Linked DNA regions of Homo sapiens: region 2 is linked to region 1. The links are chromatin contacts, found by Hi-C or POLR2A ChIA-PET in ENCODE. All regions are on one chromosome and are shown on one strand. The core of a region is the stretch at or near the end of the contact, and the rest is flanking DNA. Distances in the headings are between cores, read along the strand shown.

What was found. Hi-C counts contacts between places; a loop is a spot of excess contacts on that map. ChIA-PET counts read pairs that join two places held with the same protein, here RNA polymerase II (POLR2A). Pooled maps may share reads with other maps.
Region 2: a pooled map shows a loop between it and region 1 (7-fold over the local background). The contact joins the promoter of MYL6 here to the promoter of ERBB3 in region 1. A Hi-C loop is called at or near these places in 1 of 168 maps with a recorded cell type or tissue (chondrocyte) and 11 of 50 pooled maps. POLR2A ChIA-PET finds 5 or more read pairs at or near these places in 12 of 52 experiments (B cell, GM10248, H1 and 7 more).

The regions. Positions count from the first base shown.
Region 1 is chr12:56,076,540-56,083,754 of GRCh38, forward strand. It overlaps ERBB3 (erb-b2 receptor tyrosine kinase 3), which reads left to right and starts at 3,626. Exons shown (of 28, transcript NM_001982.4): 1 at 3,626-3,843; 2 at 7,212-7,215. The coding sequence starts at 3,762. RefSeq lists enhancers at 1,409-1,458, 3,283-4,273.
Region 2 is chr12:56,155,922-56,163,136 of GRCh38, forward strand. It overlaps MYL6 (myosin light chain 6), which reads left to right and starts at 2,438. Exons shown (of 7, transcript NM_021019.5): 1 at 2,438-2,483; 2 at 2,763-2,790; 3 at 3,666-3,809; 4 at 4,054-4,227; 5 at 4,322-4,399; 6 at 4,705-4,749; 7 at 5,466-5,658. The coding sequence starts at 2,481. The coding sequence ends at 4,733. MYL6B (myosin light chain 6B) reads left to right here. Exons shown (of 8, transcript NM_002475.5): 6 at 1,547-1,624; 7 at 1,777-1,814; 8 at 1,961-2,061. The coding sequence ends at 1,805. MYL6B-AS1 (MYL6B antisense RNA 1) reads right to left here and starts at 2,304. Exons shown (of 3, transcript NR_186043.1): 1 at 2,262-2,304; 2 at 1,713-2,024. It overlaps SMARCC2 (SWI/SNF related BAF chromatin remodeling complex subunit C2), which reads right to left. Exons shown (of 29, transcript NM_001330288.2): 29 at 6,438-7,215. RefSeq lists enhancers at 1,437-1,546, 3,557-3,626, 3,667-3,736, 4,707-5,329, 5,330-5,950 and silencers at 2,167-2,336, 2,707-2,886.

The sequences.
Region 1 (7,215 bases), core at 2,376-4,875:
GCCCGGCCAACACAGCGAAACCCCGTCTCCACCAAAACCAGTCAGGCGTGGCGGCGCGTGCCTGCAATCGCAGGCACTCGGCAGGCTGAGGCAGGAGAATCAGGCAGGGAGGTTGCAGTGAGCCGAGATGGCAGCAGTACAGTCCAGCTTCGGCTCCGCATGAGAGGGAGACCGTGGAAAGAGAGGGAGACCGTGGGGAGAGGGAGAGGGGGAGGGGGAGGGGGAGGGGGAGGGACCAATCAACAGTCTTATAAGTAGATACAACAGTGTATAAACAAGGAAACCAAGGAAGATTTTTCTCCTTCAGAACTCGGACCCTGAATACCAGGTTGAGCTGGAGCTGAGTGAGTAATAAAATGAAAGGCCCTTTAATGTGGGGGAGGGTAGGTAGGAGTGGAGACCCTTAAGTAGTATCAGCACTGTTGTCTGATGGGAGTGTGAATCTGAACACATGAAGCTCCAGTCTCAGTAGAACAGTAAGAAATCCTAAGTAAGGCCAGGCATGGTTCACATCTGAAATCCTAACAATTTGGGTAAACTGAGGTGGAAGGATTGCAGAGGCCAGGAGTTCAAGACCAGCTTGGGCAACATAGCCAGACCCCCACCCCCACCCCCGCATCTCCATATCATACAAAAATAATAAAGAAATCCTAGGTAAGGCCAGATGGTAAGGCCAGGTGTGGTGGCTCATGCCTGTAATCCCAGCACTTTGGGAGGCCGAGGTGGGTGGATTGCCCAAGGTCAGGAGTTCAAGACCAGCTTGGTCAACACAGTGAAACCCCGTCTCTACTAAAAATACAAAAATTAGCTAGGTGTTGTGGCAGGCACCTGTAATCTCAACTACTCAGGAGGCTGAGGCAGGAGAATAGCTTGAACCCAAGAGGCAGAGGTTGCAGTGAGCCAAGATCGAGCCATTGCACTCCAGCCTGGGCACCAAAAGCGAAACTCAGGAGAATGCCTTGAACCCAGGAGGCAGAGGTTGCAGTGAGCTGAGATCACGCCATTGCACTCCAGCCTGGGTGACAGAGCGAGACTCCATCTCAAAAACAAACAAACAAATAAACAAAGTAGCCAGACATTTTGGTGCCCACCTGTAGACTCAGTTACTAGGGAGGCTGAAGTGGGAGAATCACCTGAGCCTGGGAAGTTGAGGCTGCTGTGAGCCATGATTGCACCACTGCACTCCAGCCTGGGTGACAGAGGGAGATCCTGTCTCAAAAAAAGGAAAAAAAGCCAGGTGTGGTGGCTCACACCTGTAATCCCAGCACTTTGGGAGGCTGAGGTGGGTGGATCACCTGAGGTCAGGAATTAGAGACTAGTCTGGCCATCACAGTGAAACCCCATCTCTACTAAAAATACAAAAAATTAGCCGGGCTTGGTGGCGCACGCCTTGTAGCCCCAGCTACTTGGAAGCCTGAGGCAGGAGAATCACTTGAACTCAGTAGTGAGCTGAGATCAGGCCACTGCACTCCAGCCTGGGTGACAGAAACAGAACAAGATTCCGTGTCAAAAAAAAAAAAGCAACAGACCAGAAGGCCATGAGGTCAAACAAAACAATGTTTTGTTTTTGTTTTGAGATGGCGTCTCACTCTGTCGCCCAAGCTGGAGTGCAGTGATGCAATCTCAGCTCACTGCAACCTCCACCTCCCGGGTTCAAGCGATTCTCCTGCCTCAGTCTCCTAAGTAGCTGGGATTACAGGTGCCCACCATCATGCCCAGCTAATTTTTGTATTTTTAGTAGAGACGGTGTTTCACTATGTTGACTAGGCTGGTCTCGAACTCCTGACCTCAAGTGATCTGCCCGCCTCGGCCTCCCAAAGTGCTGGGATTACAGGCATGAGCCACCGCGCCCAGCCGAATGTTTTGTTTTTTAAGATGGAAGATATCCCAGCACTTTGGCAGGCTGAAGCAGGTGGATCATTCCAGCTTGGGCAACAAGAGCGAAACTCTGTCTCAAAAAAAAAAAAAAAGAAAAGAAAAAAAAAGAGAGAAAGAAACCCTAGGTAAAAGTCTGAGCCCCACCTCCCAATCACCTGATCACCTCAACCACTGTCACCAGGTGGATGACCTTGGAGAGGTCACACACTTCTAGTTCTGTAAAATGGGGAGTTATATTGCCTAAATCATATAATTTTTATGTTAAGTGACACATTCTCTAAGGCACTAAGTTTGAGGACATACTTTGTAAATGAAATGATATATGGAAATGTTTGTATATGTTAATGGTTTTGTTGTTGCTATTATTATTATGACTACTATACACATGGTCTGGAGAAAGCCAACCTCCCCAAAGCGGAGATTCTCCAGTAGAGAACAGGCCCTCTAGGTTGCATATCAATAGGGAGCATGTTTAAGGAATGTTAGCCGGTAGTCTTTGCTAGGTGTGAGGGGTGAAATTTTTCTTTATCAAGGCTCAACTGTTTTCGAAGTCTTCAGGCTTGAAGTTCTGGAGAAAACAACTAGGCTCTCCGGGCGAGATCCCGAATACCAGTTTAAGGGATTTGAAATGCAAGGCCGTCTGGGACTCCACTGCCACGGATGGGCACCAGGCGGCGCCGGTCGGATCCGTCCCGGGACTAGCAGGGCTTTGGGCAGCAACCCGCAGGGAGCCCGACCGCCTCTGGCCAGGTCCGGGCAGCTGGTGGGGGAGGTTCCAGAGGTCCACGCCATTCGTGGACGCAGTCTCTAGTGTCCTCTCCGCGTCCCACTTCACTGCCCCATCCCCTTTCCTGCGAGAGCCTGGACTTGGAAGGCACCTGGGAGGGTGTAAGCGCCTTGGTGTGTGCCCATCTGGGTCCCCAGAAGAGCGGCGGGAACTGCGGCCGCCCGGACGGTGCGGCCAGACTCCAGTGTGGAAGGGGAGGCAGCTGTTCTCCCAGGCGGCCGTGGGGGGCAGCAGAGGGGACGGCGACAGGTGCGGGAGCCCCTCCCGGGGTAGAAGTGGAAAGGCGGGCTCCGGGGTCTGTTCCCAGGCTGGAAACCACCCCCGCCCCCCATCCAAATCCCCGGGAGAGGCCCGGCCGGCGCCGGGTCTGGAGGAGGAAGCGGCCAGAGACAGTGCAATTTCACGCGGTCTCTGTGGCTCGGGTTCCTGGGCTGGGTGGATGAATTATGGGGTTTCGAGTCTGGGAGAAACTGAGGTGGCCTGGACGTGAGGCAAAAAACACCCTCCCCCTCAAAAACACACAGAGAGAAATATTCACATTCTGAGAGAAAATCCACCAAGTGAACCAACCGGCTAGGGGAGTTGAGTGATTTGGTTAATGGGCGAGGCCAACTTTCAGGGGGCAGGGCTTTGGAGAGCTTTCCACTCCCTCATTCATTACCCTTCCCTGGATCTGGGGGCTTTCGGAATCTCGACCTCCCCTTGGCCTATCTCCTGCAGAAAAATTAGGGTGAGCCCCATCCTCGATCTGCTCCGCCAAGTTGCGGGACCGCGGGGCGTGGCACGCTCGGGGCAGGCGGTCCGAGGCTCCGCAATCCCTACTCCAGCCTCGCGCGGGAGGGGGCGCGGCCGTGACTCACCCCCTTCCCTCTGCGTTCCTCCCTCCCTCTCTCTCTCTCTCTCACACACACACACCCCTCCCCTGCCATCCCTCCCCGGACTCCGGCTCCGGCTCCGATTGCAATTTGCAACCTCCGCTGCCGTCGCCGCAGCAGCCACCAATTCGCCAGCGGTTCAGGTGGCTCTTGCCTCGATGTCCTAGCCTAGGGGCCCCCGGGCCGGACTTGGCTGGGCTCCCTTCACCCTCTGCGGAGTCATGAGGGCGAACGACGCTCTGCAGGTGCTGGGCTTGCTTTTCAGCCTGGCCCGGGGCTCCGAGGTGGGCAACTCTCAGGCAGGTAAGTGGCGCGAGAGCACCGGCGGGCTCGGCACCTGGGAGCCGGAACCCAGTGCGCGCAGCCTCGGAGGGTATGGGCACGGTCTCAGGCGGCGCGGGGTTGTGGGTGCTGCCCCCGGTTTGCCAGGACCACCTGGGAGAGGGGCGGTCAGGCTCGGGTTATCGGCGTGGTCCGGCCGAGGGCGGCATTCCGGGACCCTCACGCCACCCTTCTCCAGAGCGTCGCCGACCCTCTAATTGGTCTCCCCAGAAGAGGCTGAGGCCGAAACAGTAGTTCACACTTCTGAGGGGCCCTGCAGGGAGGGGAGCAGGGAACTTCATTCTGTAAACAGGAGGTGCTTGGAGGTGGGGGCCTTGGCGGGAAGGGTCTCGGTTTGCTCGCCAACCCCCTGCCCCCCACCCGCGCCGATTTCAGCTACCCCTAGTTTCGTTGTTTTGCCGACAGGGCGGAGCTACAGAAGGTTGGAGGGGGTTGTTGTTCTCTGGTGTTGGAAAAACAGGAGCGGCACCTCCTCTTCCGTGAGTGAGCCTGCCCTGGGGAGGTCTGAGATTAACCAGAGGGCCAAGTTCAGGTGACATCAGGCAGGAGGCCCAACAGAGGCTGGCGCCCCCTTTCCTCAGTATAGCAGAGCTTAAGCAACATCTCTTTGTCAAGACCCAGGTCAACACAACTCATATTTATTGAGCATCTACTATACACAAGGCCCTGGGCCAGGAGCTGTAAGGGCAAGGATGTCCAGCCTCTGGTCTTTTCTCTCCCCAACCTGAGGATCAAGAGGGCACCTCTGCTACTTTCTAAGCCTCCTGCCTTGGGGAGTCCTTCCTGGGCTCAGCTTGTGCCTCCCGCCCCCATTTTGCTTATTGTCTGACACTGTCTCTAGGACCCTAGACAGAGCCCCGGATTGCTCTTCTCCAGTCCTCCCCCGACTCCCATGCTATCTGAGCCCACCCCTTTGGGGTGTCTCTGGGACCGTGGACACCTGAGGACTGAAGTTCTGTGGATCTCCTCCCCTCCCCTCAGATCTCAGCTTGGGGTTTGGCACAGCCAGGGCCCCTTCCCCAGTGTGGGAGTGGAAGAAACCACCTGTGCTTCCCTCACAGTTGCTGGGCCTAAATTTAGATCCTGGGATTTTTAGATGTGAACACTCCCAGCTGGTGGAGGGGGGTGGTCTGGGGACTGGCGTGGGAGGGAGCAGTGGAGTGACTGTATAACTGTCCCATCCAGACTCCTGCAATCTTCACCCAGAAACCCAGGAGTACCAGAGTCTGGCCACCCTCCCTGGGGAGGCAGGAGGCAGGCATGGTTGGGTCTCTTTACCCTTTATCTGGGTCCTGCAGCCTCTGGGCATCCGGCCCTGTCTCAGTCCTTCTATAGCCCCTTTGTCCTGGCTGTGATGGGGGTGGGGGATGTTGGAGGGGAGGCCTCTGGTTGAGGAGGGGCTGGAGATTCTGGCTCTATCCCACCCCTAGTGCTCTCTACCAAAGGAGGGCCTGTGACACTGCCCCTCCCTATGCTCCCGGTTCCTGGGTACAGCAGGGATTTTTATGATTCCCTTCCCCTGCCCTGCTCCCCAAGCTGCCTAGCTCCTCCCCAGAGGTGTTGTTTGTGCTCCCTTCCTGCCCAGGCCCTTTGCCCCCTGTTTGTGTAATATGGACTTTACCCTCAGGGTAGCAGGGAACTGGGCTACCTCTAACACTGTAGCCTTCCAAGCACAGACACAAAGTCTGCACAAACACTTATGGGCACGTGGGATAGATGGGGCCACCTGAAATACTTCCTGCAAGGAAACCCAACTATAGATTCCTGAGCCAGCAGGACCAATGTGTACGTGTTCGTGTGTACATTGTGTGTGTATGTGTGTGCCCACACTACTACTTCCCTGTGCAGAAAGCTTGGCTCCTCCCTTATCTGGGGAGAAGTGTTGGCACTATAACTTGGGAAAGGGGGTATCCTGCCAGGAAGGGGATTGGGGTGGGGCTGTTCCAGAAATGACTAACCTTCCTAGTCTCTTTCATTTCAACCCAAGGACCCTGGAGTTCCCAGCTCCTCTGGAACTAGCTCTCTTTGCTGGGACTAGCCAACCTTCATGGGGAGTGATAAGGAGCCCTCCAAGGTCAAGAAGTCAGACTAGGGGTGTATGTTATAGGAGGGATTGGGGCCTCACCAGTCTCCCTCCCTCCATTCCCACTGTTGCCTCCCACTGAGCTACCACCGCCTCAGGGAAGGGTGGCTGGAACAGGTGGTATCTACCCCCTACTCCCCACCCCACACATGGTCTTTCCCTGAACCAGAGGAAAGAGACTGGGGTAGGGCTTCAGAGTCCAGGACTTCCCATAGCCCGTTGTCCACCACATTTGCAAAGAAGAGTGAACTCCCAAGGCTGACATGCCATGTACCTCTAGTCTAGGCTCTCCCCTAGTGTGGGTGAGGATTGCCATGGTGAAAGGCTTTTTCATGAACCTCTTCTAACAATGAAATTGTGTGGAGGCTCAATATGGGGCATCTGCTACTATCTCTCTCCAGGTTCCTCTGTATTTGCTGAAAAATACTCTAGGGCTGGAAAGTGATGCTGAGGTTGCTAGAGTGTGTTGGGATGGGGGAGAGAGTGAGAAGGAAACCCTGAGTTTAGGAAGGCGGGGAGGCAACTAGCTCCTTATCTTTCAGCTTTAAAGACAAAGCTCCCATTGACCCCCCCTCACCCCAGCACTGCCAGAGCTCCCCCCTCTACTGAGGTCACTTGTCTGAGCCCAAGGCTTGAGGGTGGAGGGGAGTGCTGCTGAGGACGGGGTGTCTAGGGACAGGGTGGGGCAGCCCCCCTCCTGGATAGAATCGCCTCATTGTGGGCTGGACTGTGGCCCCAGGCACTGCCCCCACCCTCTGCCCCCATCCCACCCTCAGTAGACACAATAGGGGCTGTGTACTAGTCCCAAAGAGATATTTATTCCAGGACCTAGAGAGAGGCAGGATGAGGGTAGAGAAGTGAGTGCCCTAGTTGGAGGGGGAGAGGAGGGTAATCAAAGTTGCGGCCTTTTCCTAACTTCTCTTTTCTAGGGAGAGAAACAAATTCCCTGTCTTCCTTCTCAGTTAACCCCTTAGTACCCAAAAGAAGCACAGAGGGGTCCCAGGTTGAAAAAGGAAATCTTTTCACCTTCCCATTCATGGAATGGTAAGGGGATTCTGAGAAGAGAGAAAGCTCTCAGGCCACTACAGCTTCTGCCTATCGCTTGTGGGAGGGTTGGAGGCAAATGCCATCTGATCCTGTCTAATGTAACTGGAAGAGGGCAACCAAGGGGGTGATCTTTGGGGATGGCAGATGGGCTGAGAATTTGTGTCCAGCCCTCAGCCACTCTTCCCTCTGCTTTGAACAGTGTG
Region 2 (7,215 bases), core at 1,188-3,687, 78 kb after region 1:
AGGGTGAAATGGAAAGCAAGAGGCATCCATGACCAGGGGAGGATTCCCTTGAGGACTGAGGCTATGGGAGAAGAAGAGGTACCACTCTAAAGAGCGTGGCCTGGCCAGGTATGGTGGCTCACGCCTGTAATCCCAGCATTTTGGGAGACCAAGGCGGGCGGATCACCTTAGCTCGGGAGTTCGAGACCGGCCTGGCCAACATGGTAAAACCCCATCTCTATTAGTAATATAAAAACTAGGCGGGCATGGTGGCACGCACCTATAATCCCAGCTACCCAGGAGGCTGAGGCAGGAGAATCGCTGGAACCCGGGAGTCTGAGGTTGCAGTGAGCCGAGAGATCATGCCACTGTACTCCAGCCTGGGGGACAGAGCAAGGTTCTGTCTCAAAAAAAAAAAAAAAGGCCAGACACGGTGGCTCAAGCCTGTAATCCCAGCACTTTGGGAAGCCGAGGCAGGCGGATCACTTGAGATCAGGAGTTCAAGACCAGCCTGGCCAACATGGTGAAACCTCGTCTCTACTAAAAACACAAAAATTAGCCAGGCATGATGGCGGGTGCCTGTAATCCCAGCTACTTGGTAGGCTAAGGCAGGAGAATCGCTTTAACCCGGGAGGTGGAGGTTGCGGTGAGCCGAGACCGTGCCACTGTACTCCAGCCTGGGTGATAGAGCAAGACTCAGTTTAAAAAAAAGCAAAACAGCATGGGCTGGCCGGGAGCAGTGGCTCACTCCTGTAATCCTAGCACTTTGGGAGGCCAAGGCAGGAGGATCGCTTGAGCCCAGGAGTTCGAGACCAGCCTGGGCAACGTAGTGAGATTCTATCTCTATTTAAAAAAAAAAAAAGTACAAGGCTGGGCGTGGTGGCTCACACCTGTAATCTCAGCATTTTGGGAGGCCGAGATGGGCAGATCATTTGAGCTCAGGAGTTCGAGACCAGCCTGAGCAACATGGCAAAACCATGTCTCTACAAAAAAATTTAAAAATTAGCCAGGCGTGGTGGTGCACGCTTGTAGTCCCAGCTACTTCGAAGGCCGATGTGAATCACTGGAGCCCAGGAGGTGGAAGTTGCAGTGAGCCATGATGATGTCACTGCACTCCAGCCTGGGTGACAGAGGGAGACCCTATCTCAAAAAAAAAAAAAAAAAATTACAATTGTTATGTTTATATTGTTGTTTACAAAAATATATGGAAAAAGCCAGGCGCGGTGGCTCACGCCTGTAATCCTAGCACTTTGGGAGGCCGAGGCAGGTGTATGACCTGAGGTCAAGAGTTTGAGAGCAGCCTGCCCAACATGGCGAAACCTCGTCTCTACCAAAAATACAAAAAATTAGCCGGGCGCCTGTAATCCCAGCTACTCGGGAGGGTGAGGCAGGAGAATCGCGTGAACACGGGAGGCGGAGGTTGCAGTGAGCCGAGATCGCTCCGCTCCACTGCACTCCAGCCTGAGCGACAGGAGCGAAACTCCGTCTCAAAAAAAAAAAGGAAAAGCGTGGCCTGGGTGAGTGAAGGAGGGAAAGGAGGGCCTCAGACGTTGTGTCTGGGATTCAGGAGAGAAGATGACTGAGGAGGAGGTGGAGACCGTTCTGGCAGGACACGAGGACAGCAACGGCTGCATCAACTACGAGGGTGAGGGGACAAAAAAGCGGGAGCGGGGCCGAGGGAGGAGGGCAGCCTGGCGTCTTGCCGCGTGTGGGCGGGGGCACCCCTGGATTACCTAGAGTCAGATGTATTATCCAAAGGCCTGCTTCTGAAGCCCCTCTTGCCTCCTCTCTCTGCAGCCTTCTTGAAACACATCCTAAGCGTCTGAGTGCTGCAGGTAGGGCCCTCCCACCCCTTCGCCGCGCCTTACGAGGCAAGTCTCCCGCCCTTCTCTCAGCCAACATAGAAAAGCAGCGGAGTTCATTCTGCTGTCCGGTTGCTGCACGGGCTCCAGCGCTTCGCAACTTTGGTTTTTTTCCACAGATCCAGTGGGGTCCGGACACTGGGCCCCGCAGGCGAAAGCACGTTCCAGCCACCAGGAGGCCACCTATTGTTTCAAAATAAAGACTGGGTTCCTCTCTTGGTTTCAGACTGCTATTTTTTTCATGGTTGGGGGAGCAGCGGGAGACGGGGAGGGTGCTAGGAGGAGAGGGCGGGAAAAGAGGGCTCTCTCCTCTTCCAATCCTCTGATCTTCCTGCTGTTGGGAGGTGCAGATTCATTGTGCCCCAGCCCACGTCCCCCCACGACCCCCGCCCCCCCACCTCCCCCCACGACCCCCCCCACCTCCGAGCGGGTTCTGTGCCCAGGTGGCGCTGGAGAAAGGAACAGCGGACCCCGCCCAAGTCATTACTAATGTAGCAATCGTCTGCATAAACCCAGGCCACGGTTCCTATTGGCTGAGTCCTCTGAGGGTGACGTCATCGGGACGTACTAAGACTAGGGTTGGGCCGAGAGTCGGAGCCATTACTGCAGGAAAAGGTCCCGGAGAGCTGAGCAGTCAAGATGGTGGGGCCCAGGTCTTGGGAGACGGGCAGGATTGGGGACGAGAGGCAGGAAGAGACGGGTGGGGGGCGAGGAGAAGGCAGGGGTAGGAGGCAAAGGGAATCTGAGGACCCGAAAGGTTGGAGGTGGGGTTGGAAAGACTGGGGCCCTGCGGGGAAGCGAGTCTGCAGCCTGAAACAGGAGTTTGTGGGTCAGAGTTTGTGGGTCAGAGTTTGTGGGGCTGGGATAGAAACTCGGGGGATTGGCGTTCAGATGCTGACCACTTCCCTCTTCTCTGAGCAGTGTGACTTCACCGAAGACCAGACCGCAGGTAGGTTATCTCTGATCCCTACCGAGGTCACCCTTAGGGAGAGGGACACCCTCCCCCCAGCACCTATCCTCTAATCTTAATCTGTCATCTCTTTAGCACCCCCATGAGATTACCCCCTGGATTATTTTCTCTTCTTCTGGATCCTCCATTTTCTTTTCTCACTTTCTTCCTCCCTCCCCTTCCACTCTAGATCTGATCCCAAGCACTGGGTGAGTTTTAGGTGGTGTGGGTATGTGAAAAAACTTGGTCACTTAATGCCTGCTGTGTGTGGGGTCTCGGGAGGGTGTATAAAGCTGCCTGCTTTCCTTTGTCCTTTAATCAGCTACTTCTGCCTCTTTTCTCCTCTTGTGATAACTGTCCCCGCCCTCCCAGCTTGCAGTTGTGAAGATTGTAGAGCAGTGACCTGATATTCTGTGCAGATGGGGACAAGACAGGGGAGTTTGCTAAGGATATGACTGTAGCTATACCCTCTGGAAGTTCTCTTTATACTGGAGGGGTGCGAAGTGGCAGGTTGGGATGACCCTAGTCCCAGGCTGCTGCTCCCACTTCCTTATAAGGACAGGACTGAGACTGGGCGGTGGCGAATTCCTGCCCTGAGAAGTGTAGTAGCAGCAGTGGAGATTGGCAGGCCTGCCGCAGGCAGAGGGGTTGTGTAAATGGATGTTACCAGGCTGCCAGAAGGGGAGGAAGCCTCTATATAGAACACTTGAGTTGGGAGGAAGAGAAATAGAGCCCTCTTAAGTAGACTTTGGTGTACAGTTTGGTGCAGATATCTCGTTTCCTCAGCATGATCAAAGTTGAATGGGCAGCAGAGCTCTGAGGTAGGGTTTGGATTAACCCTCAAATCCTGTGTTGACATTCATCTGAATCCTCAGAGTTCAAGGAGGCCTTCCAGCTGTTTGACCGAACAGGTGATGGCAAGATCCTGTACAGCCAGTGTGGGGATGTGATGAGGGCCCTGGGCCAGAACCCTACCAACGCCGAGGTGCTCAAGGTCCTGGGGAACCCCAAGAGTGATGGTGAGGGGCCTAAAGAACAACTCCTCAGTGTGGTCATGGGCCCACAGTTCTTCAGCTAAGAGCTTCCCTTTATCTTCATAGGCCCCAAACTCAAGCAAGTCTGGATTAGCAAATCCCATGGATTTCCTTGCTTTTAGTGGGGAGTCATCTGTCATCTCTCTGTTCAGTTGAGGTCTCTATAATCCCCTGTCCTGAGAACTTGTGTTACTTCTCTGGCCTGACACTTCCACCTCCTTTATGGCAGAGATGAATGTGAAGGTGCTGGACTTTGAGCACTTTCTGCCCATGCTGCAGACAGTGGCCAAGAACAAGGACCAGGGCACCTATGAGGATTATGTCGAAGGACTTCGGGTGTTTGACAAGGAAGGAAATGGCACCGTCATGGGTGCTGAAATCCGGCATGTTCTTGTCACACTGGGTAAGGTTCTGTGTCCTTGTCCTTGAGCTGAGATGGCACCCTGAGGTACCTCACTTGTCACCCAATTCCAAAAATGCTTTCTTTCCCCCTGCAGGTGAGAAGATGACAGAGGAAGAAGTAGAGATGCTGGTGGCAGGGCATGAGGACAGCAATGGTTGTATCAACTATGAAGGTAAGAGGTGAACTGCGCTTTCTCAGAGAAAGCAGCCATATGGGGCAGGTCAAGTATAGTGTCTGGGGCTTTCCCTATCCCTGGACTTGGGCTCCAAAAAGAGCCAGGAGGCAAGGTGCAGGGCCCTGCCCAGCCCAGCCCAGGAGTGGGAGGTCAGGGCGGTATAACAGGAAAGGAAGGGGGTAGTATTGTAGAGGGTGGGAAGGAATGAGAAGTGAAATAATGGAATGTCTGTCCCCACTGCCTGACCCCTCACCCCATGTCTTTGTCTTGTCTTCACCATGAATGTCTCTTCCTTCCTGCAGCGTTTGTGAGGCATATCCTGTCGGGGTGACGGGCCCATGGGGCGGGTACGGCTCCTCCCAGCCTCTCCTCTAGTTGATCTCCCCAGTGTTTCTTTTTTCCCCAACCTGTGCTCTTTATCCCCTGCCCTTACCCTACTACCATCTGACTTCCTCCTGGCATGTTTCTGCATGGAGCTGACTAGGGAGGGGAGGGATTCCTCAAAGAGGAAGACAACCTGGGGGTACAGTACCTCCTTACCTCTAGAATGGGCCCTGAGGTTTTACTTATGCGGCCCTGGGTGCTGGTGTCTGGGAACTCTCACCAGCCTGTATACCAGTCTTGCTTTAGGGTGACCTTCTGGCCCTGGAGCATGGGTAGCTGGCATAGAGGGGTATGGGTTGCCTGCCCCATTCTGCTGCTATAGCTGAACAGTCCTTTCCCCTTCCCTCGCTGGGCAGCTTGGAGGTACCCTAACCCAAAACTCTGTCCTCTCCTCCCGCCAGTGGCTGACAGTAGCTGTAGGTGTAGTGGAGAACTTTTCTGCCTCTGCTGTGTTCTTGCTGCTTAGGTTTGGGTGGGGGACTAACAGCTGCTGGGAGGGGAGCTAGGGGCATGGAGAACTGGTCAGACTCAAGGTGGCTCCTCTGCAAACTGACCCCAGGGTTGGTTGCTGTGGGCATGTTCCCGCTTATGCTACCTTTGCAGTCTGGTAGTCCCCTGGCCCTTGGCGTACCCCTCCACAGCCCTGTTCCCTGGCTCATCCCACCTTTCCTTTCCACAGAGCTCGTCCGCATGGTGCTGAATGGCTGAGGACCTTCCCAGTCTCCCCAGAGTCCGTGCCTTTCCCTGTGTGAATTTTGTATCTAGCCTAAAGTTTCCCTAGGCTTTCTTGTCTCAGCAACTTTCCCATCTTGTCTCTCTTGGATGATGTTTGCCGTCAGCATTCACCAAATAAACTTGCTCTCTGGGCCCTCGGTTCGGTTCTTTCTTTCCTGAACAGGGTAAAGGGGAAGAAGGTGAGATGGTGATGATTTCTGCCCTGAGGCAGAGTCCAAGGTCAATCAATGGTGCAGGGGTTGAGGAAAGCTGGGGGAGGCCCTGTACTAGCCATCTGGGCTTCATTTAAAAACTACTGGCCCCATTCATCCATCTTACACAAGCTACCTCTTGGGAGATTAGGAAAGCCATAGATCCCAGTAGGACTAAGGCTGGCCATCCCTGTTCCATTCCATATCAGGCTGTCTTCTCCTACCCTTCCAGCTCCTTAAATCTGGCCCCCGCCCTCCCAAGCTCCCAATAAGGCCTTTTGTGGGGAAGCCTGTGGAGTGTTTATTGGAGCTAAAGCCAGGCCATTATTAGCACTGCCTAAGCCTGTCCGTCACCTCAGCAGGGTGAAGGGCCAATTATAACAAAAGTAGGTAAGGGGCTTGCCTCCTCTCTAATAAGGGAAGGAGTGAAACCACTACTTCTGAAGGGACAGAGATACAAAATTCCATGTTGTGGGAATGTCCTTCCAAGTCTTAAACAGCTTTTAGGGCAGGTGAGAGCCTCTGCTCCTATACCAGCACATAGTCTCGACAGTTGTGCTGCCGTTCGTGTTTTGTGGGGAGGCGCAGTGTCTGTAGGCCGTGTGGCTTGCAGAGTGTCTTTCGGCCCAGGTAAACGCCGCTGTGAAGGACTCCAGGAAAGCTGCTCCCATCACAATCCCCCTGCCTGACAGCCACAGGTAAGAACACAGAATGCACCCACAAGATGGAACTGAAAGCAAATTAATTTATAAAAAAAAAAAAAAGAAAGAAAGAAAAAAAGAGAAAATTTACAGAAAACTTTGAACAGAAGAAAGGTGCTAAGACGCAGAGGGAGAGAAACATGGGGACATGAGGAACAAAGGGCCTGGTGGGAGGAACCAAGAAGAACCAGTGCAGAGCCTGGAGTCACACCTGCCTTCCCGTCACAGGGGAGAAGCTGGGACACGTGGAGCAGGAATGCGGGAAGCAGAGTTGAGCTGCGAGCCAAGGGTTGGTCCAACCCAAGGTTGGGCACCCTCTTCCACTGCTCCCAAATCCCTGCATCCTCATCTGGGGAGCCCCCAGCTATCAGCTGAAGTTCTCATAGTCTTGGTGGGAGAGGGAGGAAGCTAAGGGGTGACCCACCAAGTCATAATATGGAGGTGCTTAAGTGCTTTAAAAAACAATTTCAGGTTTTAAAACTTCACATCCTCTTATAGCTCCCTTCTCTGTGCCTTCCAGGAGTCCATGGATACAGCCCAGGGAAGGAAGGAGAACAGCCCCCAGTGCCCTTTCTTCTCCTATTACCTACCACAGAAATCCCCGAAATTAGGTTTTCCCCACCAAATACACATACGCTGACATCAACTAAGCAAGTGACTTTTAAAAACAAAACTGACATTCAGAGGGAAAGGAATCATTGGCTGAGCTGGGGTGGCCTAAAACAGCAACAATGAGGAAGCCGCAGGAGGGATTATTAGTACGAATGAACTCGAATAAGCTCAGCGTAGGGTGGGGGAGGGG